4 separate regions of the Homo sapiens genome follow, and regions 2, 3 and 4 are each linked to region 1. Evidence: chromatin contacts called from ENCODE Hi-C or POLR2A ChIA-PET data. All regions are on one chromosome and are shown on one strand. Each heading gives the region's core, a stretch centred on a gene start or an enhancer-like site at or near the end of the contact. The rest is flanking DNA. Distances are from core to core; before and after follow the strand shown. Region 1 holds the start of ZNF212 (zinc finger protein 212). Region 2 holds the start of GHET1 (gastric carcinoma proliferation enhancing transcript 1). Region 3 overlaps ZNF786 (zinc finger protein 786). Region 4 holds the start of ZNF786 (zinc finger protein 786).

Evidence for each region. A loop is a pair of places that touch in the nucleus more often than their neighbours do. ChIA-PET counts read pairs that join two places held with the same protein, here RNA polymerase II (POLR2A). Pooled maps may share reads with other maps.
Region 2: a map with no recorded cell type shows a loop between it and region 1 (9-fold over the local background). The contact joins the promoter of GHET1 here to the promoter of ZNF212 in region 1. A Hi-C loop is called at or near these places in 1 of 37 single-sample maps with no recorded cell type and 9 of 50 pooled maps. POLR2A ChIA-PET finds 5 or more read pairs at or near these places in 1 of 52 experiments (HCT116).
Region 3: a pooled map shows a loop between it and region 1 (3-fold over the local background). The contact joins the enhancer-like site here to the promoter of ZNF212 in region 1. A Hi-C loop is called at or near these places in 4 of 50 pooled maps. POLR2A ChIA-PET finds 5 or more read pairs at or near these places in 3 of 52 experiments (K562, Panc1 and WTC11).
Region 4: a loop to region 1 is called in a map of CD8-positive, alpha-beta T cell, with 21 times the contacts of the local background. The contact joins the promoter of ZNF786 here to the promoter of ZNF212 in region 1. A Hi-C loop is called at or near these places in 2 of 168 maps with a recorded cell type or tissue (B cell and CD8-positive, alpha-beta T cell), 3 of 37 single-sample maps with no recorded cell type and 14 of 50 pooled maps. POLR2A ChIA-PET finds 5 or more read pairs at or near these places in 2 of 52 experiments (H1 and K562).

The regions. Positions count from the first base shown.
Region 1 is chr7:149,235,222-149,242,721 of GRCh38, forward strand. It overlaps ZNF212 (zinc finger protein 212), which reads left to right and starts at 4,430. Exons shown (of 5, transcript NM_012256.4): 1 at 4,430-4,581. The coding sequence starts at 4,558. RefSeq lists an enhancer at 4,197-4,491.
Region 2 is chr7:148,983,692-148,991,191 of GRCh38, forward strand. GHET1 (gastric carcinoma proliferation enhancing transcript 1) reads left to right here and starts at 3,836. Exons shown (of 1, transcript NR_130107.1): 1 at 3,836-5,738. It also overlaps RNY3 and RNY1. RefSeq lists a silencer at 3,483-3,552 and enhancers at 3,695-4,195, 3,763-3,812, 4,133-4,182.
Region 3 is chr7:149,062,828-149,070,327 of GRCh38, forward strand. ZNF786 (zinc finger protein 786) reads right to left here. Exons shown (of 4, transcript NM_152411.4): 4 at 6,814-7,500. Among named protein-coding and RNA genes, the nearest start is that of ZNF786, 24 kb to the right of the region's middle. RefSeq lists an enhancer at 2,478-3,360 and a silencer at 2,850-3,079. Within about 2 kb of position 3,109, at least 38 of the 41 ENCODE cell types and tissues checked have a DNase peak (open chromatin) inside an H3K27ac peak, as active enhancers do; they include Panc1, where a contact is called at or near this core.
Region 4 is chr7:149,088,139-149,095,638 of GRCh38, forward strand. ZNF786 (zinc finger protein 786) reads right to left here and starts at 2,580. Exons shown (of 4, transcript NM_152411.4): 1 at 2,485-2,580. The coding sequence starts at 2,502. RefSeq lists silencers at 2,522-2,821, 2,942-3,431, 6,325-6,525.

The sequences.
Region 1 (7,500 bases), core at 3,180-5,679:
TGGCCAAGATAAATATTATTAAAACATTATTTTAACAATGTATATTATTTGTTTGTTCAAAGAATACTTTTTTCTTTCACTAAAAATGAGGGTCTGGGGTGAGATGATGTCTAAGGTCATTTTCAGCTCTGCATGTTGCATTCATATTCTACAAATGTAGAGATGCCAGGCTACAAGTACTAAATGTCTATTTTCTTGATTCTTGGAATACCAATGCTACTAATGGGAATAACTGTGAACTTCATTTAAAAGTTTTTTAAGCCGGGTGTGGTGGCTCATGCCTGTAATCCCAGCACTTTGGGAAGCTGAGGCGGGCGGATCACGAAGTCAGGAAATTGAGACCATCCTGGCTAACACAGTGAAACCCTGTCTCTACTAAAAATACAAAAAAAAAAAAAAAAAAAAAAAATTAGCTGGGCGTGGTGGCGGGTGCCTGTAGTCCCAGTTACTCAAAAGGCTGAGGCAGGAGAATGGCGTGAACCTGGGAGGTGGAGCTTGCAGTGAGCGGAGATCACGACACTGCACTCCAGCCTGGGTGACAGAGAGAGACTCTGTCTCAAAAAAAAAGAGGAAAAAAAAAGTTTTTTAAAACGGACTGGGCGCAGTGGCTCATACCTGTAATCCCAGCACTTTGGGAGGCCGAGGCGGGTGGATCACTTGAGGTCAGGAGTTCGAGACCAGCCTGGCCAACATGATGAAACCCCCTCTCTACTAAAAATACAAAAGTTAGCTTGGCGTGGTGGCACACACCTGTAATGCCGGCTACTTGGGAGGCTGAGGCAGGAGAATCGCTTGGACCTGGGAGGCGGAGGTTGCAGTGAGCCAAGATTTCTCCACTGCACTCCAGCCTCGGCAAGAGAGCGAGATTCTGTCTCAAAACAAAAAACAAAAAACAACAACAATTTTTTTTGAGATGGAGTCTCGCTCTGTGGCTTAGGCTGGAGTGCAGTGGTGCAATCTCGCTCACTGCAAGCTCTGCCTCCCAGGTTCACACCATTCTCCTGCCTCAGCCTCTGGAGTAGCTGGGACTACAGGCGCCCGCCACCACACCTGGCTAATTTTTTGTATTTTTAGTGGAGACAGGGTTTCACCATGTTAGCCAGGATGGTCTCGATCTCCTGACCTTGTGATCCGCCTGCCTTGGCCTCCCAAAGTGCTGGGATTACAGGCGTAAGCCACCACACCCGGCCAACAACGTTTTTTAAAACAGCATATGTCAAGATTTGAATGTCAGTTGGAAAAAACAAATGGGTAGTTTCTAAGAGACACAACAAAGCCACATTTATCCTGCTGAACTCATTGCAATACAAGGCTTGGACCTTGCAAAAGTAAAGCAGAGAGAAGAAATTGCCTGTTATCAAGTGCTTGCTGTATGCCGGGCACTTGGCTACATAAGCACTTTACATAAATTCTTTCTTTTAGTTCCATCAGCAACCTTAGGATGAGGTGTTCACATTCTCAGTGGAAGACAAGGACACTAGGGCAGAGTGAGCATGAGCCACAGCACTTAGTAAATGAAGGATCTGGGACTAAACAACAATAATGATCATGAGTACTTCTTGAGCTCTTCCTCTGTGCCAGGTACTGTTCTAAGCACTTGACTTGAATTCACTCATTTAATTCACACAACTCTATGAGCTAAGTACTGTTATCTATTCACCAATAATCATGAGGAAACAAGTACTAAGAAGTTAAAGACCTGACCAAGTTTCACATCTAGTAAGTGGCTGTGATGGTGAATACTGAATCAACTTGATCGCATTGAAGGATGTAAAGTATTGATCCTGGGTGTGTCTGTGAGGGTGTTGCCAAAGGAGATTAACATTTGAGTCAGTAGGCTGGGAAAGGCAGACCCACCCTCAATCTGGTGGGCACAATCTAATCAGCTGCCAGCACAGCTAGAATATAAAGTAGGCAGAAAAATGTGAAAAGACTAGACTGGCCTAGCCTCCCAGCCTACTTCTTTCTCCCATGCTGGACCCTTCCCACCCTCGAACATCAACGAACATCAGACTCTAGGTTCTTCAGTTTTGGGACGCAGACTGGCTCTCCTTGCTCCTCAGCTTCCAGATAGCCTATTGTGGAGCCTTGTGAGCATGTGAGTTAATACTTAATAAACTCCCCTTTATATAACATTATATATATATCCTATTAGTCTGTCTAGAGAAACCTAATATACTGGCAGTGCTGGGCTAGGGACCCAGACGGTCTCACTCCCCAGCCCCACTTAGCAAATCACTGTGCCACACTGTCTTCATCAGCCCGGGGGACTGCAGGCGCCACACCATCTCCACCAGCCCACGTGATTGCAACCCTGGTGCCTGGTGCTGCCTCCTTTGCAGGCTGGAAATTTGATCTGAACCTTTTTCCAGACTTCCAGGCTCAGAGTCTGGGATGCTGAAACATGCTCATTTTCAAGAGACTGAGGTATACATGTGCATCAGCTTCACCTGCATGTTGCCTCCCAGAAGCTACCTGGCAACATGCAACGTCAGAAGGTTGCCTTGTGAGTATAGAAATAGAATAGAGGGAATGAGTTCTACGACCGAACTGTTTAATGACCTCAGCATCCTATGTCCTGATATTGTGCCTGTGGAGGATAACATTTTTATTTTATTTTTAAAGACAAGATCTTGGTCTGTTGCCTACGCTGGAGTGCAGTGGTGCGATCGTGATTCACTGCAGCCTTGAACTACTGGGTTCAAATGATTCTTCCACCTCAACCTCTTGAGTAGCTGAGACTACAGGTGTGCACCACTACTCCTGGCTCATTTTAATTTTAATTTTAATTTTGTAGAGACAGGGTCTGCCTATTTGCTCAGGTTGGTCTCAAACTCCAGTGATCCTCCTGCCTTGCCCTCCCAAAGTGCTAGGATTACAGGCATGAGCCACCTCACCCATGACACATTTTTTTTTTTTTCTGTATCTGACACCAAGAGTTTGTTGGTCTGAGAGATTAGGTCAGACCCTCTGGACAGGATCTCCCTGACTGACCGGTTTCTTCAGCCTGGCCCATTCTTTCTCTAGATTTATTAATGATTCAGTGACGTGCCCGTTGATCTAGTTGCCCTGGAAATAATGCCTCTGTTTGAGATGACATTTCATATCCTTACACTCTGATTCACCATTCAATCATTTACAAATATGAACACTTCTGTGTACAACAAATGGAGGATACAGTAGACAGACATTTCAGTGGAAGAGATACAGATAATTAATATGTAAATGAGTGAAAAAGAGAGATTACTTCAGATGGTGATAAATGGTATGAAAAATTTCCAGCAGGGTAACGAGATTGAGTATTGAGATGGAGGATGGTGTGGGGCTGTAGAAAGGGGGGACTGGGGATATCTCTCTGAGGATGTAGAATCTGAACTGAGCCCTGCATGTGAGGAAGGAGCCAGTCATGATCTTAAAAGTTTCGTTCTCCGCCGGGTGGGGTGGCTCACACCTGTAATCCCGGCGCTTTGGGAGGCTGAGGTGGGCGGATCACCTGAGGTCGGGAGTTTGAGACCAGCCTGACCAACATGGGGAAACCCCGTCTCTACTAAAAATACAAAATTAGCCAGGCGTGGTGGCACATGCCTGTAATCCCAGCTACTAGGGAGGCTGAGGCAGAAGAATCGCTTGAGCCCGGGAGGTGGAGGTTGCAGTGAGCCGAGATTGCGCCATTGCACTCCAGCCTGGGCAACAAGAGCGAAACTCCATCTCAAAAAAAAAAAGTTTCGTTCTCAGAGGAAACACTTCACGCCTATCCTGTGAAGTGGAAGTTCATTGCTTGTCTCCAGAGAGACAATGGTATAAATTAGGCAGCTATGGTTGCCGTAGTGTTGCTGGTATTGGGGATTAAGTACATGGCGATTAAATGGTCATGTGGCCGTGCTTTCCAACAAAAATTCCAGACACATCGTCTTACATGTAGCATGAGGACTGGAAATATTTGAAATCAGGGTTGTCTTGGACTTTCCAAGGCACATGATTACCATAATTAACAGGCTACAGAGGGCTGGCCTGGGCCTGACCCCACGCTCCACACTGTTGATATGGAAACTGTTCCCAGTTTCTAAAAAGCCAAATAACAGGTGAACTTTTGGAATAAAATCACTTGCCTTTTGGAACCATATTTCTTTTCCCCAACAACATTACATGTTCTTTCCTCAGCAAAAAGTCTGAGTTGTACACATTTTTGAATCCCTCAAAGCATTTAGCAGAGTGCTGGGCATACGGAAGACAGCAGGATCCCGTGGCTTTGCCTGAAACGCGGAACCTGGTCTTGACTTTTGAGTGACTGAGCCCTCCTGGTGCCCGCACTCTGGCCGGGAGTGCCAAGCAGCGTTCTCCCTCCCGCCGCACGGGGGCACAATGGGAAGCCTGCACAGTGAGGAAGAGCGGCTGGAGCCGGTCTTGTGCCGGGGAGGTCGCTGCTCCCAGAATGCACCTGGCATCAACACGGCGGCGGCGGCGGCGGCTTCCAACAGGCTCTGGGGCGCCGAGCGGACAGGAACGCAGCACGGGGGCTCCGAGGCGGGGTCTGGGTGTTGAGGGGCGACTGGAGCCATGGCGGAGTCGGCGCCTGCTCGGGTAAAGAGGCACCGGCGCGCTGGCTCGAGGGCGCGTTGGGGATGGCGGAGTCCCCTGCCGGGGGCGGGGCTTCGCGGTTTGGACGCCGCCGGGGTCTTGGTTTCCCGGGGCTGCCGTTGGCGCGGGTGAACGCGGACCCTCCTCTTCGCGACCCCAGTGCTCTGCCCTTTTTTCCCTCCGCTTCCTTCTGCAGCGGGGTCGGAGCCTCGGCGCCGTGCGCCCTTGCCCAGAAACTTCTCTGACGCTTGCTTTAGGTTGGTGGATTTGTGACCCTGCCCACACATTTTCTCTTTCGTGCCAAAAGAGCCCGTTCCCAGGTTGGAGTGTTTCCAGATTGGAAACGGTCTCCGTCGCTACGAGTGAGCTCTCCCGCTGCCCGGGAGACCCCAGGACTTGCCTCTCTGCGACCACCTCCTCTTCGGTCCGATGTGTTGTCGGTTTTTCCAGTGCTGCAGATTTCTGTCTGGGGGTTGCAGCCACAGGTTGAAGTCAGCCTGGGCTGCTTCTCCTTGGGGACGGATGTTATCTACAGTGCAGTTGCTGCATTTTGTTTGTAGAGCTGCCCAAACTCTCTCCTTCACCCCCCCCCCAACACCCCCCTCCCAGCCCACCGACCATCCCCATTCTGGGAATGTCAAGATACGGAGTTTGGTGTGAGGAAAATCCTATTTGTGGAGTCACGAAGCTTTCAGCTGTCCATTTGGGTGATTTTAGGCAACTGTGTTCGCTTCTCTGGGTCTCTTTCGTTTTCTTAACTGTAAATCGAGAGTGTTGGAGTAGTTGCTAGATGATCTCCAAGGCTTTAAGTTTCCTTCCAGCTCCGACATTCTCATACTGTTCCCATACTGTTTCAAAGTAGTGGTTAATTTAACAACACCAGAGGGTTTGCAACGGAAGGGGCAGCTGGAATTGAATTGACTTTTAATGAAGTGTTCCTTGGTCTAGAAACACTTCGAGAATCATGTTAGATCTTTGTGAGAATGGAGGGCTAAGGAAATTCTGTGGGGAAAATTTGACCATGAGCAGGGTGCGCTATATTTGATTCTTGTAGAAAGTGCGTTAAGAACTAAGAACGGAGAGATTGGGAGACTTAGAGAACACAGTATTTGCTTTCAAGGAAGTTAACAGTTGAATTGGGAAGACAAGACACAAATGTTTACAATATTAACCTCATCTGACTCCTATAAGCTAGGCTGAGCCAGTCAAAGACTTGGCTTTTCCACAAGATCTAGTTAGTGTTAGAGTCCGGCGAGAGGATTCTGCCACAGTTCTTCCTGCCAGGTCACTCCACAATTACCTACATGTCGTCAGTAGACCTTGTTAGGAAGAAGCCTTAAAGGTCCACCACAGGCCAGGCGCAGTGGCTCATGCCTGTAATCCCAGCACTTTAGGAGGCCGAGGAGGGCGGATCACGAGGTCAGGAGTTCAAGACTAGTCTGGCCAATGTGGTGAAACCCGGTCTCTACTAAAAATACAAAAATTAGCCGGGCGTGGTGGCGGGTGCCTGTAGACCCAGCTACTCGGGAGGCTGAGGCAGAATAATCGCTTGAACCTGGGAGGTGGAGGTTGCAGTGAGCTGAGATCGTGCTATTGCACTCCAGCCTGGGTGACAGAGCAAGACTCTGTCTCAAAAAAAAAAAAAAAAAAAAAGTCCACCACAATCCCAAACTATGCCTTAAATAACATGAATCTGTCGTTGTAGAACTTATTCAAATTGTTCTTGAGCCTGTTTCTCTTCTCAGACATTTCAGGTGTCTGTCATTTAACAGTAAGCTCAAGTAGGTGCCCTGATGAAACAACTGAAAATGCTGGAAAACCCTGCACATAAATGCATTTGAAATGTATTTTAGTAAAGAATACTTGGAGCCCCAAAACTTAAGCGAAAGAGGAAACTCGAAAGTGATAGAGTTCTGAAGCCAACTTTGAGGGCATTGGCCAAACATTCATCTTTGGTGTTTATGATTCAAGGGACCTGCAAAATGGAACACACATCTCAGAGCCTAAGATGGAAAGTCTAAGAAGCTCCCTAACCCAATCCCATGAAGCAGAGAGTTCAAAGGGTAACATTCTGTGTAAGGGTGAACTGAAAGTAAGGTCTGACCTTCAGATGATTGCAAAGTAAGTTGTTAAACCTTGGCACTGAGATTACAGGCGTGAGCCACCGTGCCTGGCCATAGTTTCGTTTCTTTTCTTTCTTTTCTTCTTTTTCTTTTCTTTTCTTTTTTTTTTTTTTTTTTTGAGAGAGTCTCGCTCTCTTGCTCTGGCTGGAGTGCAGTGGAGCAATCTTGGCTGCCTGAAACCTCTGCCTCCCAGGTTCTAAGCGATTCTCCTGCCTCAGCCTCCGGAGTAGCTGGGATTACAGGCATGCGTCACCATGCCTGGCTAATTTTGTATTTTTAGTAGAGATGGGGTTTCACCGTGTTGGCTGGGCTGGTCTCTGAACTCCTGACCTCAGGTGATCCACCTGCCTCGGCCTCCCAAAGTGCTGGGATTACCACTGCATGAGCCACCGCACCCGGCCTAAGGCAGAGGGAATTCTTAAAAGCAACCAAAAAAAAAAAAGACTACCTTGAAATGAAGTACAGCAAAATGAATGGGGGCCAGCTTCTCAACAGCAACCATGGAAGCTAGGCAAAAGTAGAATGATATTGTCAATAGGCTGAAAGAAAGTAACTGTGGTCCCATAGTTTTATATGCAGCAAAAATGTTTCAGAAACAAAGATGTAAAGAAGACATTTTTAGACAAATTAAAAATGACAGTTTGCTACCAATACACTCTTAGAAAAGGAAATTCTAAAAGATATACCTCAGGTAAAATGAAAATTTTCCCAAATAGAAAGTCTGAAAATATGAGAAGATGTGATGATGCATGGAAATGGTTAAATCTAAACAAATAGTGACTTAATAAAACGTAACAAT
Region 2 (7,500 bases), core at 2,586-5,085, 250 kb before region 1:
CGTAACTATGGTAGAGATGGAACTTTCGAGGCTTATATAAGTAGCAGCGTGCCTTTGTGTTTCGGCTGGTCCGAGTGCAGTGGTGTTTACAACTAATTGATCACAACCAGTTACAGATTTCTTTGTTCCTTCTCCACTCCCACTGCTTCACTTGACTAGCCTTTTGCTGTGGTTTTGGGGTGGGAAAGCATTTTCTGTTCCCCAATACAGAACAGCCAAGATCCTGCCTGAAGGTTTTTCTTAAGCACACCACTACTTGCCAGTGAAGATGACTAGTGGACAGAGCACATTAAGTGTTTTTAGGAGCCTGGCATGCTCCGTGTTGAAAAGGGAGGTCCCCTCGTCTCTGAATTGTACCTTGAGAATAAGGAGAACCATAGGTTTAGGTGACCTAAGGAATGAACCATGTCTCACGCACCTCCTTATCCACGGTGTCAGGCATGAAGAAGAGGGATCCAGGAGAGGGCAAAGGTCCGCAGAGTGCAGTGGTAAGAGAGCAAGCTTTTCAAATTGCAAAGTAATGTACATAGCATGATTCTATTTCACACTGAAAAGTAAAACACTTTGCACATCTGTGCTTAAGCTTGTCTGTGTTAATACAGTATTAGCAAGATCAAAGATGAAGAAAATCCCAAGCTGTTAACCTAGAAATGATGCAGACACGAAGCTTTCCTCTTTACTGTGTGGTGGGGAAACTGCTCACCTCGGACACGATGGTTCATGGTATTATCTCTAAACCTGGATCCACCAAGCTTTGCTTTTCTTGTAAAACATAAAGATTTTGGTATTGGAAAATATCCCCTTTCTCTTCGCAAATGCCGCGCTTTTGCAAATCAAAATTATTTTGGCTTCAAACTACTGTCTGTGCAATGACAGTAGGATATAGTGTGCAATATTTGGGACATACTTATGCTAAAAATCTATTTACACTATTGTTCAAATTTGACCAGGCATCCTGTATTTTATCTGACAATCCTATCTTATTCAAATACGTCTTAGGAAAGAACTAATGCCAAACTCTTTTCTTCCTCAAGTTATCATATTACTCTGAGCTGGCCTTATAGTTGCACTGGGCATTCATTATTGCTTTGCAGATATTATCTGGTTAGGAAGTTTCTGGAGATAGGATACATATGTCATCAAGACTGATAGAATTGTGCAGTCTCATATCTGTGGAATGAAATCAACCTAAAGTCAGAGAAATTGACTCTGCTCTCGTGTTAGTTTCGTAGTGTCCATATTAACAGTTATTCCACCATCAACTACATACTTTTTTCTCTCTCTCTCCCTCCCTCCTAACTATCCATCCATCTATCTTTTAGTTTTTAGCAATGTTTCCACTGACTGGAATAGTACAGCAATTGGTTTCATGGCTTTGTTGACATTGTTTGATTGCTGGTTTTTCTTTGCGGGGTAGCAGAGAGAATACTTTTGGGGAAGAAAGGTTATTCTGGCTCTGCAAGCAATGAACTCAGTGGCTGACTCTCGGCTGCTTATGTGATCTCTCTCAGAACCTCAGTTTCTTCATTTGTAAAATGATAATGTCTGTCATACTAATTTAACTGGACTGCAAAGAATATTAAATGAAATAGGTCATATGAAAATACCCTGTACCTTATAAAACACAATACAAATGTATTCCTTTGCAAATATCAAATGGTGACTATGGCCAATAGACTGTTACTCTCTTGCAATATCATTTAATTGCCATTATTCCTGAGATACAGTGACAGTCCTGTGTTCATAGCTGGTACGTGATCATAGCAACATCAGTTGGCTTGAACAATCACTGTAATTAAGGCATATCTATTATTGAAGAAGCAGCAAGCTAGCTGTACGGGAAAAGCCTCGGGACTTAGATTGAGGAGACCCTTAAGTCTTGACTTCCTGATTCAGTTACCTCTCACCAGGTTCCCCCTCAACACCTGAGAATTACAATTCAAGGCCGGGTGTGGTGGTTTTTGCCTGTATTCCCAGCACTTTGGAGCCCGAGGTTGGCGGACCACCTGAGGTCGGGAGTTCGAGACCAGCCTGACCAACATGGAGGAACCCCGTCTCCACTAAAATACAAAAAATTAGCTGGGCGTGGTGGCACATGCCTGTAATCCCAGCTACTCGGGAGGCTGAGGCAGGAGAATCGCTTGAACCTGGGAAGCGGAGGTTGCAGTGAGCCGAGATCGCGCCATTGTGCTCCAGCCTGGGGAACAAGAGCGAAACTCCGTCTCAGAAAGAAAAAAAAAAAACAAAAAACCCCACAGGGAAGCTCTTGGGAAACCCACATGTGCCCTCAAGGTGCCTTGGGTTACTTTCACCTATAAGAAAAATTTAAATATTCTTTTGTTGTATACACATTTGTGGCAGTCACACTGTACTGCAACACCACCACAATCTCATCAAACAACACTTTGCCTCGAGGCTGTTAGGAATGTATACTTCCATGTAGCGAAGAGGGAAGGAAGATCAGTGTAATGACCCTTTGTTTCTGATGAGGAGGCAGCTGCGTGGCTTTCTAAAGGCTACATAAGAACCTAAGGGCTGAACCAGGATTAGAAAGTGGCTCTGGTGCCTCACGTGGTGAGCATCCCGCAATGTACTCTGCCCTCTTCCGCCTTCTCTATTTTCAAACTCTTGGACTTGGTTTGTCTTCCTCCAAAATACTTTCTCTCTGAAAATGTTCACATCTCTTAGCTTCAAAACTTAACTGGATTGTCGACTTTGAAATGCCTCTTAATTTTGTCCATTGAGTGTTGTATCATCAAATACCAGTCCTTAATCCTACTGATATTAAAACATTAAAAAAATCCTGGCCGTGCGCGGTGGCTCACGCCTGTAATCCCAGCACTTTGGGAGGTTGAGGCAGGAGGATCACTTGAGGTTAGGAGTTCAAGACCAGCCTGGCCAACATGGCGAAACTTCGGTCTTTACAAAAATAGAAAAATTAGCCAGGCGTGGTGGCGCGCGCCTATAGTCCCAGCTACTCAGGAGGCTAAGGCAAGATAATCGCTTGGACCCACGAGGCGGAGGTTGCAGTGAGCCGAGATCACACCACTGCACTCCAGCCTGGGTGACAGAGACTCCAGCCTGTCTCAAAAAAAAAAAAAAAAAAAAAAAAAAAGAAAGAAAAGAAAAGAAAAAGTACAAGAAAAAGAAAAACCCCTATTCACCCTCATCCCATTTCCTGTCTTTGATCTCTTAGGACATACTATACCATCTTTACCAATAATTGGTCCGTAGTATCTATTACTATTTATTTGATTTTTGTTTTCTTTTTCCTTCTTGTCTGTGATGGGTTTTCCCAAATTTACTGTTTGTTTCTGGAAGAAAAGAATAGTACTTCGTTTTCCCCCTGTATTCCATGCTTTATTTAATGATGCTGACTTTCAACATTTTAAAATTGAGATGAAAACAAGAAACGAGGGATGCCAGGAGAGTGGAAACTCTCGTAAAAGACTAGTCAAGTGCAGTAGTGAGAAGGGGGGAAAGAGTAGAACAAGGAGTTCGATCTGTAACTGACTGTGAACAATCAATTGAGATAACTCACTACCTTCGGACCAGCCAATAAGTCCTCCTACTGTTTGAACTATTTAAAGCCCCCAAATTTGTTCATTTTCCCCTTACAGTGATATTCTGGTTTCAGTTTACTGATGACTATATTTACAATATTAATGATATATATATACTCTAAGAATTCCCTGGCACATCTATTTATCAATAGCTGGAAAAACGTACTGAATAACAAGAATCAGACGTGTTGCTAAGCATCCTGGGAAAGAGATATGCAAAATTAGCATTTCGTCATCAGGGCGTCTTTCCCCCGGTTTGTCTTGAGTGGCTCAGCCACCGCAAGGTACCAGAGAGCCGCCCAATCTGCGCTGGCCTCCTTTATCTGTTTGCTGTGTGACCCTCCGGACAGCTCTGTGGGACCTGGAGGAAACTGTGAGCCCTACAGATAAAGTCTGTGCTTCCAGCGTCGGTAAATCCCAGCAAGCGCCACTACCTGGAGGCTGACACTTTCCCATCTTGGCAGTCAGCTCCCTACAGAGGTGCTTCTCCCACTGCCCAAGATCCCTGCCTCCTCCTTAAACCCCAACTGATAGAACAGAAACCACCACCTAAGGAACGTGAAGGGGAAGCATCTGAAACACCAGAAGATCTTGGATTGTTCCTGAGGACTTCAGAATCTACAGGGACAAAAGGCAGAAGCAGGAAGTCCGAAGTAAAGATGACTAAGAAAAGGCGGGTGGAAAAGATTTCTGTGAAAGTGTCAGAGGCAAAGCTCTGAAAGACCTGAAACTCATGCCGAAAGCAAAGAACAGCAAAAAGACAGTAGGGATGTGTCTGGAGCAACAAGGATCGGGCTGTTCCTGGGGCAGCCGAATTCACAGCTCTGTTTTACTCCTAATGGAGGATCTTCCTGCTGCAGCGGCGAGTAGACCTTACTGTAAAGGTGCAGGCAAGGGGAGGGGAAGGGCAGGCAGCTGCCCATTGGAGTTCACATCTCCAAGCCTGAGAAAATGTGTTCCTGGATGCCCCAAGCCAATGGAAAAGCAGAATCATTGACTATGTTTGACTCCTTCTGGTACCTAGCACAGTATCTGGGACACAGCAGGTGCTATGTAAATGTGTTGAGTGAATGAATGAATGAATGCCATTGAGGAGAATGAATAACCCCAGAAAACTAGACATGGGTAGATGTTGTCCTAATTTCAAAAGAGGGGAAAATGAGAGTGAGAGTTTCATAAATGACAATCTCTAAACGATGTTGCTCTCTAGCAAAATTCTAGAATGGATTATTTTAAGAACAAAGCAGGTAAACATTGGCAGCCAACTTGAAATTAATAAGAAAAAGGTGTGCGCCAGAATAGTTTTATTTCCTTTTGTTTTTCATTGTACAGCTTGATTTGACTAAGTTGTTTATACCTTTCACTCTGCCTTTGCATGCACTGGGGGTGATCTAGTCTACTATGTGGACTGGAAGTCCACCCAGTGGCCAGGCTCAGAGGCAGGGAAGGGGGGTTGGTGCCATTCTGGGAGAGGAGGTTTCTGGGGCTGTTTCTCAGCCAGATCCTGTCTCATCTGTTTCCAACAACCCCACAAATGAAGACACTGAAGCTGACTAATCAAATTGACTGATGCCCCAATAGGTGTCATGATATGCAGTGAGAATCCGGCAGGCATTAGAGATGAACAGCACGGGCTGCAGCCACATTATCTCAGCTTGAGTCCTAGTTTTCACCAGCTACTAGCTAGCTATCTCTGGTCAAGTCACTTACCTTGCTTGAGCCTCAGTTTCTCCATCTAGAAAATGGTCATAATCGAAGTATCTATCTTATAGGGTGTTGGGAAGATTAACTGAGAAGCCACATAGAGTTTACTGGCACATTAAAAAAAGAAACTATAAGAATGTTAGCTGTCCTTTTGCACGGCAAAAGGAACAGTAAGCAGAGTAAACAGACAACCCACAGAGTGGGAGAAAATCTTCCCAATCTATACATCCGACAAAGGACTAACATCCAGAATCTACGAGGAACTCAAATTAGCAAGAAAAAAACAATCCCATCAAAAACTGGCCTAAGGACATGAATAGACAATTCTCAAAAGAAGATATACAAATGGCCAACAAACATATGAAAAAGTGCTCAATATCACTAATGATCAGGGAAATGCAAATCAAAACCACAATGCAATACCACATTACTCCTGCAAGAATGGCCATAATAAAAAAAAAATCAAAAAAATAATAGATGTTGGTGTTGATATGGTGAAAAGCGAACACTTCTACACTGCTGGTGGGAATGTAAAGTAGTACAACCACTATGGAAAACAGTGTGGAGATTCCTTAAAGAACTAAAAGTAGATCTACCATTTGATCCAGCAATCCCACTACTGGATATCTACCCAGAGGGGAAAAAAAAAGTCATTATATGAAAAAGATGCTTGCACATGCATGTTTGTAGCAGCACAATTCGCAATTGCAAAAATATGGAACCAGCCCAAATGCCCATCAACCAACAAATGGATAGAGAAACTGTGGCATAGGGCTGGGCGCCGTGGCTCACGCCTGTAATCCCAGCACTTTGGGAGGCTGAGGCAGGCGGATCACGAGGTCAAGAGTTTGAGACCATCCTGGCCAACATGGTCAAAGCCTGTCTCTACTAAAAATACAAAAATTAGCCGAGTGTGGTGGCGTGCACCTGTAGTCTCAGCTACTTAAGAGGCTGAGGCAGGAGAATCGCTTGAACCTGGGAGGCGAAGGTTGCAGTGAGCCAAGATCACACCACTGTACTCCAGCCTGGCAACAGAGCAAGACTCTGTCTCAAAAAAAAAAAAAAAAAAAAAAAAAAAAAAAAAAAAAAAAGAAAGAAAAAAAAGAAAAAAGAAACTGTGGCATATATATACAATGGAATACTACTCAGCCATAAAAAGGAGTGAATTAATGGCATTTGCCGCAACCTGGATGAGATTGGAGACTATTATTCTAAGTGAAGTAACTCAGGAATGGAAAACCAAACATTGTATGTTCTCACTTATAGTGGGAAATAAGCTCTGAGGATGCCAAGGCATAAAAATGATACAATGGACTTTGGGACTTTGTGGGGGAAAGGGTAGGAAGGGGATGAGGATTAAAAGGCTAAAAATTGATTTCAGTGTATATTGCTCTGGTGATGGGTGCACACCGAAATCTCACAAATCACCACTAAAGAACATACTCATGGCCGGGCGCAGTAGCTCACGCCTGTAGTCTCAGCACTTTGGGAGGCCGAGGCAGGCGGATCACGAGGTCAGGAGATCGAGACCATCCTGGCTAACATGGCAAAACCCCGTCTCTACTAAAAATACAAAAAAAAAATTAGCCGGGCATGGCGGTGGGTGCCTGTAGTCCCAGCTTCCTCTCATGCTATGTAGATGTCACACCTGGTCCAACCCATCTTTGGGTCCCTGGTAAATCAGACACCGCCTCCTCAAGCCTGCCTATAAAATCCGGTGCACTCCACTGAGGTCTGGAGGTCCCATTTGGGTGCACCTCTCTCTCGAAAGAGACAAAGCTGTTCTCTGGGCCGGGTGGGGTGGCTCACACCTGTATTCCCAGTGCTTTGGGAGGCCGAGGTGTGCAGATCACATGAGGTCGGGAGTTTGAGACCAGCCGGACAAACATGGAGAAACCCCGCCTCTACTAAAAATACAAAATTAGCCGGGCATAGTGGCACATGCCTGTAGTCCCAGCTACTCGGGAGGCTGAGGCAGAAGAATGATGTGAACCTGGGAGGCGGAGCTTGCAGTGAGCCAACATCGCACCACTGCGCTCCAGCCTGGGCGACAGAGCAAGACTCTGTCTCAAAAAAAAAAAAAAAAAAAAAAAAAAAAAAAAGAACTTACTCATGTAACCAAATACCACCTGTTCCCCCAAAATCTATGGAAATAGAAGCTTTTAAAAAATTAAAGGCTGGGTACGGTGGCTCACGCCTGTAATCCCTGCACTTTGGGAGGCCAAGGCGGGCA
Region 3 (7,500 bases), core at 1,859-4,358, 170 kb before region 1:
CCAAAGTCCTGGGATCACAAGTGTGAGCCACTGCACCCGGCCCATATGTCTCTCTCAGTGGGCTATTTGCCCCATGAAGGTAGGGACTATATTTTATTTATCTTTCTACTTACCCCAGAATCTGATACATGGGAAGTATGCAATAAGTGTTTATTGATTTCTCCTGAATTAAATAAAGGAATGAAAATTCTGGAAAGATGAGCATTGATTTAACTGGCACATACACTTCTGGCTGTTTTGTGGGTTGCGTTCTAAGACAATAAAGCCAAAATGCAGAGACCCTAAGAAATTGGTGGCAATAAAGCATTTGATTAAGGTATTATAAGGCAAATAGGATACTTGGAAGACATGAACTAGGCATAATTATCAAGGAAATAATTTTTCTCAGGATATCCTACTGATAAGTAGGTTGCTGTCTCCAGAGGCCAACCAAGCAGCCAACAGAAAGAACAGGTAACCTGCAGAGACTTGCTTAGTCTCTGATTTCATGAATTACTCTCAAATTTTCAACAAAAACCCATCTTGCCTAGAGAGATCAGAGCTTCACAGATACTCCTCATCCCCTGCTTGTAAAGTTCCTTCTGATATCCATCCAGATTCTCCTACTCCTGTATTGAAAAACAGATGGCCATGTCGTCAAAGGTCATTGCCACTTGGAACCCCAAACACATTTCCTTTTGTCTCAGGGTGGCTTCACACCTGTCCTCATCAGTAATGTTTAAAAGCCCTTCTACCTTTGTTATATTGGGGAAGGAGTTAGGACACAAATCTTGAGAAGGCAGAATATTCATCATGTGAATTGACTTAGGCTTTAGTGACATAATTCCAGGAATAGACTTGTGATGATTTTGCTGTTCCTCTTTTCAAAAGTTAACCAGTGCTGCAAACAAAGCAGATTTATACCCTGACAGAGGTGGAATATTGAATACATAGGCCCTTGTTTTACAGGAATAGTTTGGGGAGACTCATAGAGAAGTCAATCATTGGAACTTCTGCAGACACTTATTTGTAACTGGAGAAACACAATCTGAAATAATTTGATTCAATTAAATGAACATTTGAGCAATTACCATAGGACATAGTTCTGTAAGCACCTAGCCTACTATACAGTCATATAATGTTATAGTACTGCGTGATAAAGTACACATTGAACTGTCTTCAACATTTTGAGATGTTAAAAACACCAAAAACACCTGTGTTTATAAGCAAAAAATAGTTACATCTGCAGACTTCCATAATTGGTACCATTTCTTTTTTTTGTTTGTTTGTTTTTCTTTTTTTTGAGACGGAGTCTGCCTCTGCCCCCAAGGCTGGAGTGCAGTGGCGCTATCTCGGCTCACTGCAAGCTCCGCCCCCCAGGTTCACGCCATTCTCTTGCCTCAGCCTCCCGAGTAGCTGGGACTACAGGCGCCCACCACCACGCCCGGCTAATTTTTTTTTTTTTGTATTTTTTAGTGGAGACGGAGTTTCACCGTGTTAGCCAGGATGGTCTCGATCTCCTGACCTCGTGATCCTCCTGCCTCGGCCTCCCAAAGTGCTGGGATTACAGGCGTGAGCCACCGCGCCCGGCCATAATTGGTACCATTTCACCAAAATAAAATTTAAAGTGACAGTTTGCTCCAATACAGCTATGAGAAATTATCTTCTTCAAAACATTTTGCACCAGAAAAGCAAAACATCACTTTCCCTAGAAGGTGACAAAGCAAATAAGGAAAATGCCCTTTAGTTTCCTAGTAATTAGAAAACAGAATAGAAGCTTGACTAGGCAGTCACTACCCCAGAGACGCAACACCATTAACATTAATAATACCACGCCTGTAATCCCAGCACTTTGGGAGGCCAAGGCAGGCGGGCACGTGGTCAGGAGTTCGAGACCAGCCTGGCCAATATGGTGAAACTCAGTCTCTACTAAAAATACAAAGCTTAGCCGGACATGGTGGTGCGTGCCTGTAGTCCCAGCAACTCAGGAGGCTGAGGCAGGAGAATCACTTGAACCTGAGAGGCGGAGGTTGCAGTGAGCCGAGATCGCGCCACTGCACTCCAGCCTGGGCAACTGAGTGATACTCCGTCTCACTCACACACACACACACTCGCCGGGGGGGGGGGGGGGTGGCGCACGCCTGTAATCCCAGCTACACACACACACACACACACACACACACACACACTAGCCGGGCGTGGTGGCGCACGCCTGTAATCCCAGCTGCTTGGGAAGCTGAGGCACGAGAATCGCTTGAACCCGGGAGGCGGAGGTTGCAGTCGGCTGACATGGCACCACTGCACTCCAGCCTGGGTGACAGAGCGAGACTCCGTCTTAAATAAATAAATAAAAAGAAAATGGAAGTGCCTAATATTGCAATTCAGCATTGTACTTTCACATGTGCCCTTTATGGGAATCCTTTTCTTTTCTCACCCGTAATTTCCTGTTCTTTCTCCCAATCTGCACCTCATCCAGCAGAGTCTCCGCCCACAAGCTGCGCTTAGGGAAGCAGGCACTCTCCGGAAACTCTGGACTGAGTAAAATCAATGGGTGCGTGCGGGACTCCTCCACTGATTCTTTGATTCCACAGCATTTGTACAGCACCCACGGGGGCCCCACACTAGGTGGGAAACGAAGATGAAAAGTCGCAGTCTCTGTTCCAAAGACCGCAGAGCCCAGGGCTGCGTTTCCTTCCCGGCCTTTTGTCCAGGCCCCAGGGAGCGAGCTGGGGGAAGGCTCCCCGGCCAGGGCTTCCCCACAGATTTTACTAGGTCAGGGCAGCCCCGGGGAGGCGCCTCCTCCCAGCCGGAACCGCCCGACTCCGCTTCGTCCTCTTGGGCCCACGGACCACTCCCCACTGCCCCAGCCCCAACACCTGCAGATCCTGCGAGCCCGAGCCCTCCCGCGACCGCCCAGAGAGGGTCTGACACCCGAAGGGGAACCCCAGGGACTAGTCCTGCCGTAGTCTAAGCTCTGGTCTCGCGGAGGAAAAGCAGGGGCGGCCCCCGTACGCGGGGCCTGCGCCCTTCAGCCCCAGCCCCACCCTGCGCGACCCCGGGATCTCGCTCGGCGGCGGCCGTTGCCCAGGGCACAGGCAGGGCATGCTGAGAACGCTCTGCCTTTCCTGTGCCTGGACACGGCTCGGGCTGGGATCCCACAGCGCCGCCTTCTGGCGGGAGGCACCCCCGCGGCGCTGTGCATTCTGGGCTCCCTGGATCTCTGAACTTGAATTGGAGCTGCTCCAAGCTCTCCAGAGATAACCTCCTTTAGGGTTACACGAGATTGCCTCTGAAATTGATAGGTATGTAAATTAGTAGGGATTTGGAGAATGTGTAACGTCGCCATTTTCGGTTTCAATTTTTGCTACTACAAGCCGCCTGTCTTCACAATGAAACTGTGTTATCGGCCGGGCGCGGTGGCTCATGCCTATAATCCCAGCACTTTAGGAGGCTGAGGCGGGCGGATCACCTGAGGTCAGGAGTTTGAGACCAGCCTGGCCAACATGGTGAAACCCCGTCTCTACTAAAAATACAAAAATTAGCCGGGCGTGGTGGCACGCGCCTGTAGTCCCAGCTACTCGGGTGGCTGAGGCGGGAGAATCACTTGAACCCAGGAGGTGAAGATTGCAGTGAGCCGAGATCGCACCACTGCACTCCAGCCTGAGCAACAGAGCAAGATTCCGTCTCAAAAAAAAAAAAAAAGAAAAAAGAAACTGTTATTAAATAAAATAATAGGAGTCCATTGGTTCGGACTCAGCTCCAGCACTAGGCTCCAAGAGACCACACCAAGATGGAGTTACTCATGCAAAAGTGCCACATCACCAAACAGGCCAGCATAAGGAAGACCCCTCTGCTTTTTTTTTTTTTTTTTTTTTTTGAGACAGAGTCTCACTCTGTCGGCCAGGCTGGAGTGAAGTGGCACAATCTTGGCTCACTGCAACCTCTGCTTCCCGGGCTCAAGCACTTCTCCTGCCTCAGCCTCCCAAGTAACTGGGATTACAGGGGTGTGTCACCACGCCCGGCTAATTCTTGTATTTTTAGTAGAGACGGGGGTTTCACCATGTTGGCCAGGCTGGTCTTGAACTCCTGACCTCAGGTAATCCACCTGCCTCGGCCTCCCAAAGTGCTGGGATTACAAGTGTGAGCCACCGTGCCCGGCCAGAAGACACCCCCTCTGCTTTAACCTTTAGAAGAAAAAAGTAACTTTGAAACAACCAACCCACTTTTAGTTTTCTGTTTCTGCTTTTCCCAAGCTTTTTCTGTCCATAAAACCAACCGCGGGCCGGGTGCAGTGGCTCACACCTATAATCCCAGCACTTTGGGAGGCCAAGGTGGGCAGATCACGAGATCAGGAGTTCGAGACCAGCCTGGCCATCCTGGTGAAACCCCCGTCTCTACTAAAAATACAAAAAATTAGCCAGGCATGGTGGCGCATACCTGTAATCCCAGCTACTTGGGAGGCTGAGGCAGAATTGCTTGAACCCAGGAGGTGGAGGTTGCAGTGAGCCAAGATAGCGCCACTGCTCTCCAGCCTGGGCGACAGAGGGAGACTCCTTCTTAAAAAAAAAAAAAAAAACCCGCCTTGGCTGGCTCATCCAAACACTTATTCTGTTTTTCTGTTTTTGTTTTTGAGACCGAGTTTCGCTCGTTGCCCAGGCTGGAGTGCAATGGCACGATCTCGGCTCACTGCAACCTCCGCCTCCCGGGTTCAAGCGATTCTCCCGCCTCAGCCTCCCGAGTAGCTGGAATTACAGGTTCGCATTGCCACACCCACCTAATTTTTTGTATTTTTAGTACAGACAGGGTTTCACCATGGCCAGGCTGGTCTTGAACTTCTGACCTCAGGTGATCTGCCCGCCTCGGCCTCTCAGAGTGCTGGGATTACAGGCGTGAGCCACCACGCCGGGCCACTTATTCTGTTTCATGGGATGAAGTGTTGCTCAATTCTAGAATACCAAATAAGCCAATTAAGATTTTTAAACTAAATGTGTTGTAATTTTGTCTTTTGACAGTGCCATTGTACAGGTGATTCACTACTCCACCACTCCACTCACCTACTCACAATGACGGTTTTCAACATTTCAGGAACGGTTTCTACCTTAGGCTCAGAGCAATTCCTACTTCTCCCTCATGAGGAATTGGAGGAGGTGGTGATAAAATTCTTCATCTGGTTGTGAGGTGGTATTTCACACAACTCCTTGATAAATATTGGAGGTGATACTGGATACAGGAAAACTTACAATAATCAGATTGTTACAGGTAGTTAGGCATCAACAGGGCAGCAGAGGGCTCTCTCCCGACCCACTAGAAATGTCAGGTGATGGTTCAGCAATTAACAAATTGCCTCTCTAAGAATGAGAATTCGGCAGCCAGGGAGAGACAATCTCTTGATGGTCCACACCTGTTAACATTAAAAGTGTTAATTGAATACAGCCCCCCAAGCAGCAGCTTCTTGGGCACCCGTGTTAAGAGACAAATGGCGAAGTATAGGCCGGGCACGGTGGCTCACACCTATAATCCCAGCACTTTGGGAGGCTGAGGTGGGTAGATCACCTGAGGTCAGGAGTTCAAGACCAGCCTGGCCCACATTTTATATTTTTTGTATTTTTAGTCTCTACTAAAAATACAAAAATAGGCATGGTGGCACGTGATGGCGTGCGCCTTTAGTCCCAGCTACTCAGGAGGTTGAGAAAGAAGGATCACTTGAGCTTGGGAGGTGGAGGATACAGCGAGCTAAGATCATGGCACTGTACTCCAGGCTGGCTGACAGAGACTCCAAAAAAAAAAAAAAAAAGAAAAGAAAGGCCGGCACCGTGGCTCATGCCTGTAATCCCAGCACTTTGGGAGGCTGAGGCGGGCGGATCACGAGGTCAAGAGATCGAGACCATCCTGGCTAACACGGTGAAACTCTGTCTCTACTAAAAATACAAAAAATTAGCTGGGCGTGGTGGCGGGCGCCTGTGGTCCCAGCTACTTGGGAGCCTGAGGCAGGAGAATGGCATGAACCCGGAAGGTGGAGCTTGCGGTGAGCCGAGATCATGCCACTGCACCCCAGCCTGGGCGACAGAGCAAGACTCCATCTCAAAGAAAAAAAAAAAGGAATTTATAATTATATATTATTCTGTATCTTTATATATTAATTATATATTCTATAATTTTTTTGAGATGGAGTCTTGCTCTGTCTCCCAAGTTGGAATGCAGTGGTGCAATCCCAGCTCAATGCAACCTCCACCTCTGGGGTTCAAGCGATTCTCCTGCCTCAGCCTCCGGCGTAGCCAAGACTACAGGTGCATGCCACCATGCCCGGCTAATTTTTGTACTTTTTGGTAGAGATGGTGTTTCACCATGTTGGCCAGTCTGGTCTTGAACTCCTGACCTCAAGTGATCCTCCTGCCTTGACCTCCCAAAGTAATGGGATTATAGGTATGAGCCACCACGCCAGGCTATATTCTATAAATTCTAAAGAGAATGAAAAGGACTTGCCAAGCTTCCTTTGGGAGATACTAAATTTGTTTTTTTTTTTTTTTTGAGACGGAGTCTCGCTCTGTCACCCAGGCTGGAGTGCAGTGGCTTGATCTTGGCTCACTGCAAGCTCCGCCTCCTGGGCTCACACCATTCTCCTGCCTCAGCCTCCTGGGACTACAGGTGCCTGCCACCACACCCGGCTAATTTTTTTTTTTTTTTTGTATTTTTAGTAGAGACAGGGTTTCACTGTGTTTGCCAGGATGGTCTCGATCTCCTGACCTTGTGATCCACCCGCCTCAGCCTCCCAAAGTGCTGGGATTACAGGCGTGAGCCACCACCCCTGGCCCAAATTTTTTTTTTTTTTTTTTTGAGACAGTGTCATACTATGTCATCCATACTGGAGTGCAGTGGCACCATCATTGCTCACTGCAGCCTTGACCTCCCTGGGCTCAGGCGATCCTCCCACCTCAGCTTCAGGAGTAGCTGGGACTACTGGTGTGTACCACCATGCCTGGCTAATTTTTGTATTTTTAGTAGAGACAGGGTTTTGCCATGTTGCCCAAGCTGGTCTCAAACTCCTTGGCTCGTGATCCTCCTGCCACGGCCTCCCAAGTGCTGGGATTACAGGCATGAACCACTGTGCCTGGCCTAAATTTACTTTTATAACAATTACTTTTTAAAATGTCAGAACTTCCTTATAATTACACACATATATTTTTATACAAATGCACAAAGGTAATCACATCTTATCTGGATTTCTGTGTGCACCTTTTCTTAAAAATGTTAACAATCACATATAACCTCGTAGAAATTGTTTTCGTTTGCAGATGCCTCCTTTTTCATAAAATTATGTCCTTGTTTTATAATGCTGTCTTTTCCAATATAGCTGGGATCACGCCACTGCACTCCAGCCTGGGTGACAGAGCAAAACTCCATCTTGGAAAAAAAAAAAAAAAAGAAAGAAATATAATTGGTGATGCTTCTGAAGAGAAAATCCTTTGTGGTTCTTCATATTCCTAACTTGCATGACACTCTTGCTCAAAGAAGGATACCTGC
Region 4 (7,500 bases), core at 1,330-3,829, 150 kb before region 1:
ATTACAGGTGCCCGCCACCACGTCCAGCTAATTTTTTTATTTTTAGTAGAGATGAGATTTCACCATGTTGGCCAGGCTGGTCTTGAATTCCTGACCTCAGGTGATCTGCCCACCTGGACCTCCCAAAGTGCTGGGATTACAGGTGTGAGCCACCACGCCTGGCCTGCCCAGGCTTATTTCAGGCAGTTTTTAAGGCAATTGAGATAATTTATTACTCATTAAAGTGCATAAAACTGCTTTTAGGTTCTTTCAACACATCACTGATTAAAGTTTGAGTATTGTATGTGTAACATTTCTCCCAATAAGCTCTGTGGTTTTTATTGCACAATTTTGCATAGCACTATGATTTTTAGAAATGCATATGCTGTATTATTGCAGAACTGAACGTATGTTTATACTTGTGTTAAAGATACTCATTCTCTCCTCTTCTCTGATTAAAATTCCTTACTTTTAAAACTTTTTTAATTTTTAGAAGTTTAAAAATCCAGAGAGTTACAGAGAAAACTATAAGCATCCTAGTATTCACCACTGACTTAACAAGTTTAACATTTTTCTTCAGAGTTCCTTTTAATGAAATAGAATGTGACCGGTGAAACTCAAGTTCTTGTGGTTCCTCTCTTCAATCATGTTCTGATATTGTCACATTCTCCTTCCTTTGTAAAGGCAAACATTATAAATAATATGGGAACTTTCCAGTTCATTTTAATACATATATGTATCTGTAAATATTCAGTATTACTTTGTGTCTTTTATACGTAAATACTTTATTATACTTGTATTCTTCCCTCAACATTTTGGGATCTGGCCCTGTTGAGTTTCTTTTTTTTTTTTTTTTGGAGACAGAGTCTTGCTCTGTCGCCCAGGCTGGAGTGCAGTGGCGCGATCTCGGCTCGCTGCAAGCTCCGCCTCCCGGGTTCTCCCGCCTCAGCCTCCCGAGCAGCTGGGACTACAGGCTCCCGCCCACACGCCCAGCTAATTTTTGTTTTTGTATTTTTAGTAGAGACGGGGTTTCACCGTGTTAGCTAGGATGGTCTCGATCTCCTGATCTCGTGATCCGCCCGCCTTGGCCTCCCAAAGTGCTGGGATTAGAGGCGTGAGCCACCACGCCCGGCCCTGTTGATCATATATGTAGCTAATTTATTTTAATTTTGTATAGTGTTCCACCGTCTGAATGTCACAAGTTTGTTTGTTTTTGAGATAGAGTCTCGCTCTGTCGCCCAGGCTGGAGTGCAGTGGCGCCATCTCAGTTCGCTGCAACCTCCACCTCCCGAGTTCAAGCAATTCTCCCTACCTCAGCCTCCCGAGGAGCTGGGATTACAGGCGTCCGCCACCACACTCAGCTAATTTTCGTATTTTTTAGTAGAGACAGTTTTTCGCCATGTTGGCCAGGCTGGTCTTGAACTCCTGACGTCAAGTGATCTGCCCACCTCGGCCTCTCAAAGTGCTGGGATTACAGGCGTAAACCACGGCGCCTGGCCTGAATGTCACAAGTTTTAAAATCCATTCTTTTACTCATTAATAATTTATTTTCAGGTCTGTGATTTGGCTGTTTATATCCTTTCCCCATATATATAGGTATGTATATATTTTTGGAGACGGAGTTTCGCTCTTGTTGCCCAGGCTGGAGTGCAATGGTGCAGTCTCGGCTCACTGCAACCTCCGTCTCCCGGGTTCAAACAATTCTCCTGCCTGAGCCTCCCGAGTAGCTGGGATTACAGGCGCCCGCCATCATGCCAGGCTAATTTTTTGTATTTTTAGTAGAGTTGGGGTTTCACCATGTTGGCCAGGCTGGTCTCGAACTCCCGACCTCACGTGATCCACCCGCCTCGGCCTCCCAAAGTGCTGGGATTACAGGCGTGAGCCACCGCGCCCGGCCTAATTCATTTAATAATCAGCAAAAATCCTCAACATTAAAGTTTACAAGATAAAAATACCCTCTAAACCTCGATTTTAAGAAACCACTAACTTAATTTTTTGTATCCTCTTCTACTCTTCCCAACGTATCATCTTACACTCAACCCAAATCACGCTAGACAATAAATTCTGACATTGAAGCCCCCGCCAAACACCATTTCAACCATTCGGAATCTTAAACTTTTTGGAACAGTTGTTCTGATTTCGGTGACTATGATGTAAAACTGGTTGACCTGTAACATCCACCTCTGGCCCCAAACCTTTCTATCCTTTCCACCGTCCGCTCCCCGTCCGCCCGGCATCCTCGCCCAGGCTCCGCCCCGCTCCTAGGTCGGCCTCGGTCCACGCTCGGCTTTGTCCAGGGGTTTGGCCACGGACAAGCCGCGGGAGCGGAGGCCACCTGCTCACCGCAGGGCCCGGAATCCACATCCCCAGCAGAAGCAGCCTGCAGACTCCGTCCTACCCGTGCACCGCGCGCACTCACGGGGACCCCAGGACACGGGCGAGCCCGGAACCCGAGGACCCACCACGACCCCGAAACCGGGCGTCCAAACAGGCTAGCCCGCTTACCCGAGGCGGCTCCGCCATGGTCCCCGCGGTCCCGCCCGGCCCTGGCAAACCCGACCGTCTCCGGCGGCTCCGCAGGAACCTGCCCTGCTGCGCACTGACTCCCCTCCGCTCCGCCCCAACCCGACTCCCACGCACAGCCCGGGTGGCCCCCAAACGCAGCGCCGGCCGGGCGCGGTGCATGCTGGGACCCGGCGCCCGGCCGCGGCTGCCGCTCAGTCCTACAGCGCCTCCTGCGGGAGGAAGAAGCGGCGCTGCCTGAGCGTCGGTCCTCAGAGGAGGGACCCAGGGGCCCGGGCGCCCTCAGAGCAGGCCGCAGCACGCCGGTCTTTGAGGGACCCTCGGATTCCCGGGATCTGGGGAGGGAAGCGGTCAGAGACAAGCTGAGGAGCTGGCCGGAGGGGAAACGGAGGGGCAGGACATGGAGAGATCAGGGACAGGGACAGGGAGAGATCAGGGACAGGGACAGGGAGACGCGCTCCACAGAAACCCAGACTGAGAGGCAGCGAGAGGGGAACCTCCGGTGCGGTTCCTCCCAAAGCCGCCCCCGAGACAGGCTTCGTCTGTGAGGGGGTCCCGGGAATCCAGCGAGGCCGGAAAGTGGGTGGGGGGCGCGCGCTGCCCGCGGTGGCCCGGGGCATCCGTCCCGCCGGGGGCGCGGAGGCCGTGGGGGCCCCATGCTTGTCCCGCCGGGGACGCGGAGGCGGGGTCCGCCCACCAGGTCCGGTCGCCGTGGGTCTAGAGCCCTCCGGGCTCCCCGGGCGGCCACGCTCCTTCCTTAGCAGAGAACGGCCTTGGGCAGAGACCCCATGCGGAAGCCACCCCGGCCTCAGGGCCGCCTGCAGGGACTCAGGGTGGCCCAAGGCTGCGGTCGGGCACCCCGGGCCCCGGCAGGAGACAGAGACAGAGTAGGAGGAGAAGACGGAGGAGGCCATGACACAGGGCGTGAGAAACACGAGAACGCAAGAACAGGGGAGAGGTGGGGAAACCAGGAAGAGACAGAAAGGAGAGAGGGCGAGGAAGGGGGTGGCGATTGTCTCCAGAAAATCAACCTCGCATTCTGTCTTAGTCATGTCTTAGGTGTCAGGCTGAAGTAGCAAAGGAAAAGTGTGTAGTTTGGAGAGGATGTGCATAAGAAATAAAATAGTCCCTGCGTAGGCTGAGGAGCATATACGCATCTGTGTTTGCCACAGAATCGTGAAATGTACATGCACCTTACTGTTTAACGTTTTTTATTTTTACAACTGTTATACAGTACAATTTTTTTTTTTTGGAGACAAAGTCTCACTCTTGTCACCCAGGCTGGAGTGCTGTGGCGCAATCTCGGCTCACTGCAACCTCTGTCTCCTGGATTCAAGCAATTCTCCTGCCTCAGCCTCCCGAGTAGCTGGGATTACAGGCATTTGCCACCACGCCCGGCTAATTTTTGTATTTTTAGTAGAGACGAGGTTTCACCATGTTGGTCAGGCTGGCCTCAAACTCCTGACCTTGTGATCTACCTGCCTCGGCCTCCCCAAGTGTTGGGATTACAGGCGTGAGCCACCGCGCCTGGCTTTTTTTTTTTTTTTTTTTTTTTTTTTTTTGAGACAGAGTCTTGCTCTGTCGCCAGGCTGGAGTGCAGTGGTGGGATGTCGGCTCACTGCAACCTCCGCCTCCCGGGTTCAAGCTATTCTCCTGCCGCAGCCTCCCGAGTAGCTGGGACTACAGGCACGCGCCACCATGCCCGGCTAATTTTTTGTATTTTAGTAGAGACGGGGTTTCGCCATGTTGGTCAGGCTGGTCTCGAACTCCCAACCTCAGGTGATCCACCCGCCTCGGCCTCCCGAAGTGTATACAGTACAATTTTTTAATGTATACTGCTATGAACTTTTTTTTTTTTTTTTTAGACGAAGTCTTGCCCTTGTTGCCCAGGTTGGAGTGCAGTGGCACGATCTCAGCTCATTGCAGCCTCTGGGTTCAAGTGATTCTCCTGCTGGCCGGGCGCGGTGGCTCAGGCCTGTAATCCCAGCACTTTGGGAGGCCGAGGCGGGCGGATCACGAGGTCAGGAGATCGAGACCATCCTGGCTAACACGGTGAAACCCCGTCTCTACTAAAAATACAAAAAATTAGCCGGGCGAGGTGGCGGGCGCCTGTAGTTCCAGCTACTCTAGAGGCTGAGGCAGGAGAATGGTGTGAACCCGGGAGGCGGAGCTTGCAGTAAGCTGAGATCGCACCACTGCACTCCAGCCTGGGCGACAGAGCGAGACTCTGTCTCAAAAAAAAAAAACCAAAAAACAAAAAAACCTGCTTCACCCTCGCGAGTAGCTGAGATTACAGGCGCATGCCACCATGCCTGCCCCGCTAATTTTTCGTATTTTTAGTAGAGACGGGATTTCACCGTGTTAGTCAGGATGGTCTCCATCTCCTAACCTCGTGATCCGCCCACCTCGGCCTCCCAAAGTGCTGGGATTACAGGTGTGAGCCACTGCACCCTGCCATGAACTTTTAACTATTAACTTTTTTTATAACTGTAAGTTATATAGAAGTATAACTTCTATACTACTACATAGAACTCCAAATTTTAACATATGCATAAACATGTAACTGACATCATAATCAGGCTGTTGTAAAACCCCAAAATCAGGCTTGTGTACCTCATGGGCAGCTGAGGCCAAACACTGAGACACCGGTGCTTGGAGATGCAAAAAGGTTTCATTGATTTGGCCAAAGCGAGAAGGCAGCAGAGCAAATCTCTAAAATCTGTCTTAACAAAAGGAAGCAGGGAGTTTTTATGGGGCTAGAGAGTAAGGGAGGGGGAGTTTCAGGGAACCAAGGGGGAAAGTCTGTGTTTCTTCAGTCTCTGATAACACCTTGAGCAATCAGGCTTCTGGGCGTCAGGGGCTGGCCACAACGACCCTGAAGGCATTCCCCCTGCAACAATTTTTCATGACCCTGAAGTTATCTCCTTCTCCTTGACAATCAAACAGTACATCAGCAGTATGTAATTATATTGTGAGAACAAGGAATATTGGGCAAAAAGCAAGTGGTTAAAACATGCAAACAAGCAAGGGCCTGATCAGAATTTTCATTTATTCAGTCCTTAAGAACTGCAGAATGCTGAAGTCTCAAGGGGCCCGGTTACAAGGCTATTGGAAGTTTCATCACCCTCTAAAATGCCCTTAAATAGCTTTTTTGTTTTGTTTTTTAAAAAATTGTTGGTCCGGCGCGGTGGCTTACGCCTGTAATCCCAGCATTTTGGGAGGCTGAGGCAGGCGGATCACCTGAAGTCAGGAGTTCTAGACCAGCCTGGCCAACATGGTGAAACCCCGTCTCTACTAAAAATACAAAAATTAGCCGGGCGTGGTGGCACGCGCCTGTAATCCTAGCTACTCGGGAGGCTGGGGCAGAAGAATCACTTGAACCCTGGAGGTGGAGGTTGCAGTGAGCCGAGATCACGCCACTGCACTCTGGCCTGAGCAACAGAGCGAGACTCCATCTCAAAAAATAAAACAAAACTAGCCAGGCATAATGGCAGGTGCCTGTAATCCCAGCTACTGGGAAGGCTGAGGTGGGAGAATCACTTGAACCCAGGAGGCGGAGGTTGCATTGAGCCAAGATCACGCCATTGCACTCCAGCCTGGGCAACCGAGCAAGACTCTGTCTCAAAAAAAAGAAAAAAAAGTGTAGAGACAGGGTCTTGCTATGTTTCCCAGTCTGGTCTCAAAATCCTGGCCTCAAGTGATCCTCTGCCTGGGCCTCCCAAAGTGCTGGGATTATAGGTGAGAGCCACTGTGCCCAGCCATCTTGTAATGTCTTTTGATCCACCTCCCTTCCTATATCTGTAACCCCTAGCAAGGGCTGATTTATTTCTGTCCCTATAGTTTTACCTTTCAAGAATGTCATATAAACGGAATTATACAGTATGTAACCTTTTGAGACTTATAAAAGTTTACAACATACTTCAACTCACTATACCTTTGAGATTCATCCACATTGTTATCTGTATCAATGTTATTAAGGAGCACCAGCTGTAGTGGCTCTCACCTGTAGGTCCCCTCAAGGGATCCTGAGGTGGGAGGATCCCTTAAGCCCAAGAGTTCATGGCCAGCCTGGGCAATATAGCGAGACCCCTGTCTCCAAAAAGAAAAATAAATGCAGGCCAGGCACAGTGGCTCATTCCTGTAATCCCAGCACTTTGGGAGGCCGAGGTGGGCGCATCACTTGAGATCAGGAGTTTCAGACCAGCCTGGCCATCATGACAAAAACCTGTCTCTACTAAAAATACAAAAATTAGCTAGGCGTGATAACGCCTGCCCGTAGTCCCAGCTGCTTGTGAGGCTGAGGTAGGAGAATCACTTGAACCCGGGAGGCAGAGGTTGTAGTGAGTGGAGATCACACCACTGCAATCCAGCCTGGGCGACAGAGGGAGACTTTGTCTCAAAAGAAAAGAAAAAAATGCATTAGTACTATGGATGTATCACAGTTTGTATAGCCACCGTTCATCAAAGGACATTTGGATTGTTCCAAATTTTAGCAATTCTGAAGGGAGCTGCTGCAAACATTCATGTAAGTGTTTTTTTCTTTTTTTTTTGAGATGGAGTCTCGCTCTGTAGGCCAGGCTGGAGTGCAGTGGCGCGATCTTGGCTCACTGCAGGCTCTGCCTCCCAGGTCCATGCCATTCTCCTGCCTCAGCCTCCAGAGTAGCTGGGACTACAGGCGCCCGCCACCACGCCCGGCTACTTTTTTTTTTTTTTTTTTTTTTTTTTTTGTATTTTTAGTAGAGACAGGGTTTCACCATGTTAGCCAGGATGGTCTCGATCTCCTGACCTCGCGATCCGCCTGCCTCGGCCTCCCAAAGTGCTGGGATTACAGGCGTGAGTCACCACACCTGGCCATGTCATGTACATGTTTTTGTGTGAACAGAGGTTTTCATTTGTCTAGGATAAATACCCAAGAGTGGGATTGCTGGTCATTCAGTAAGTACATATTTATAAGAAACAAATCATTTTCTAGAATGGCATGATGCTGTTTTGCATTCC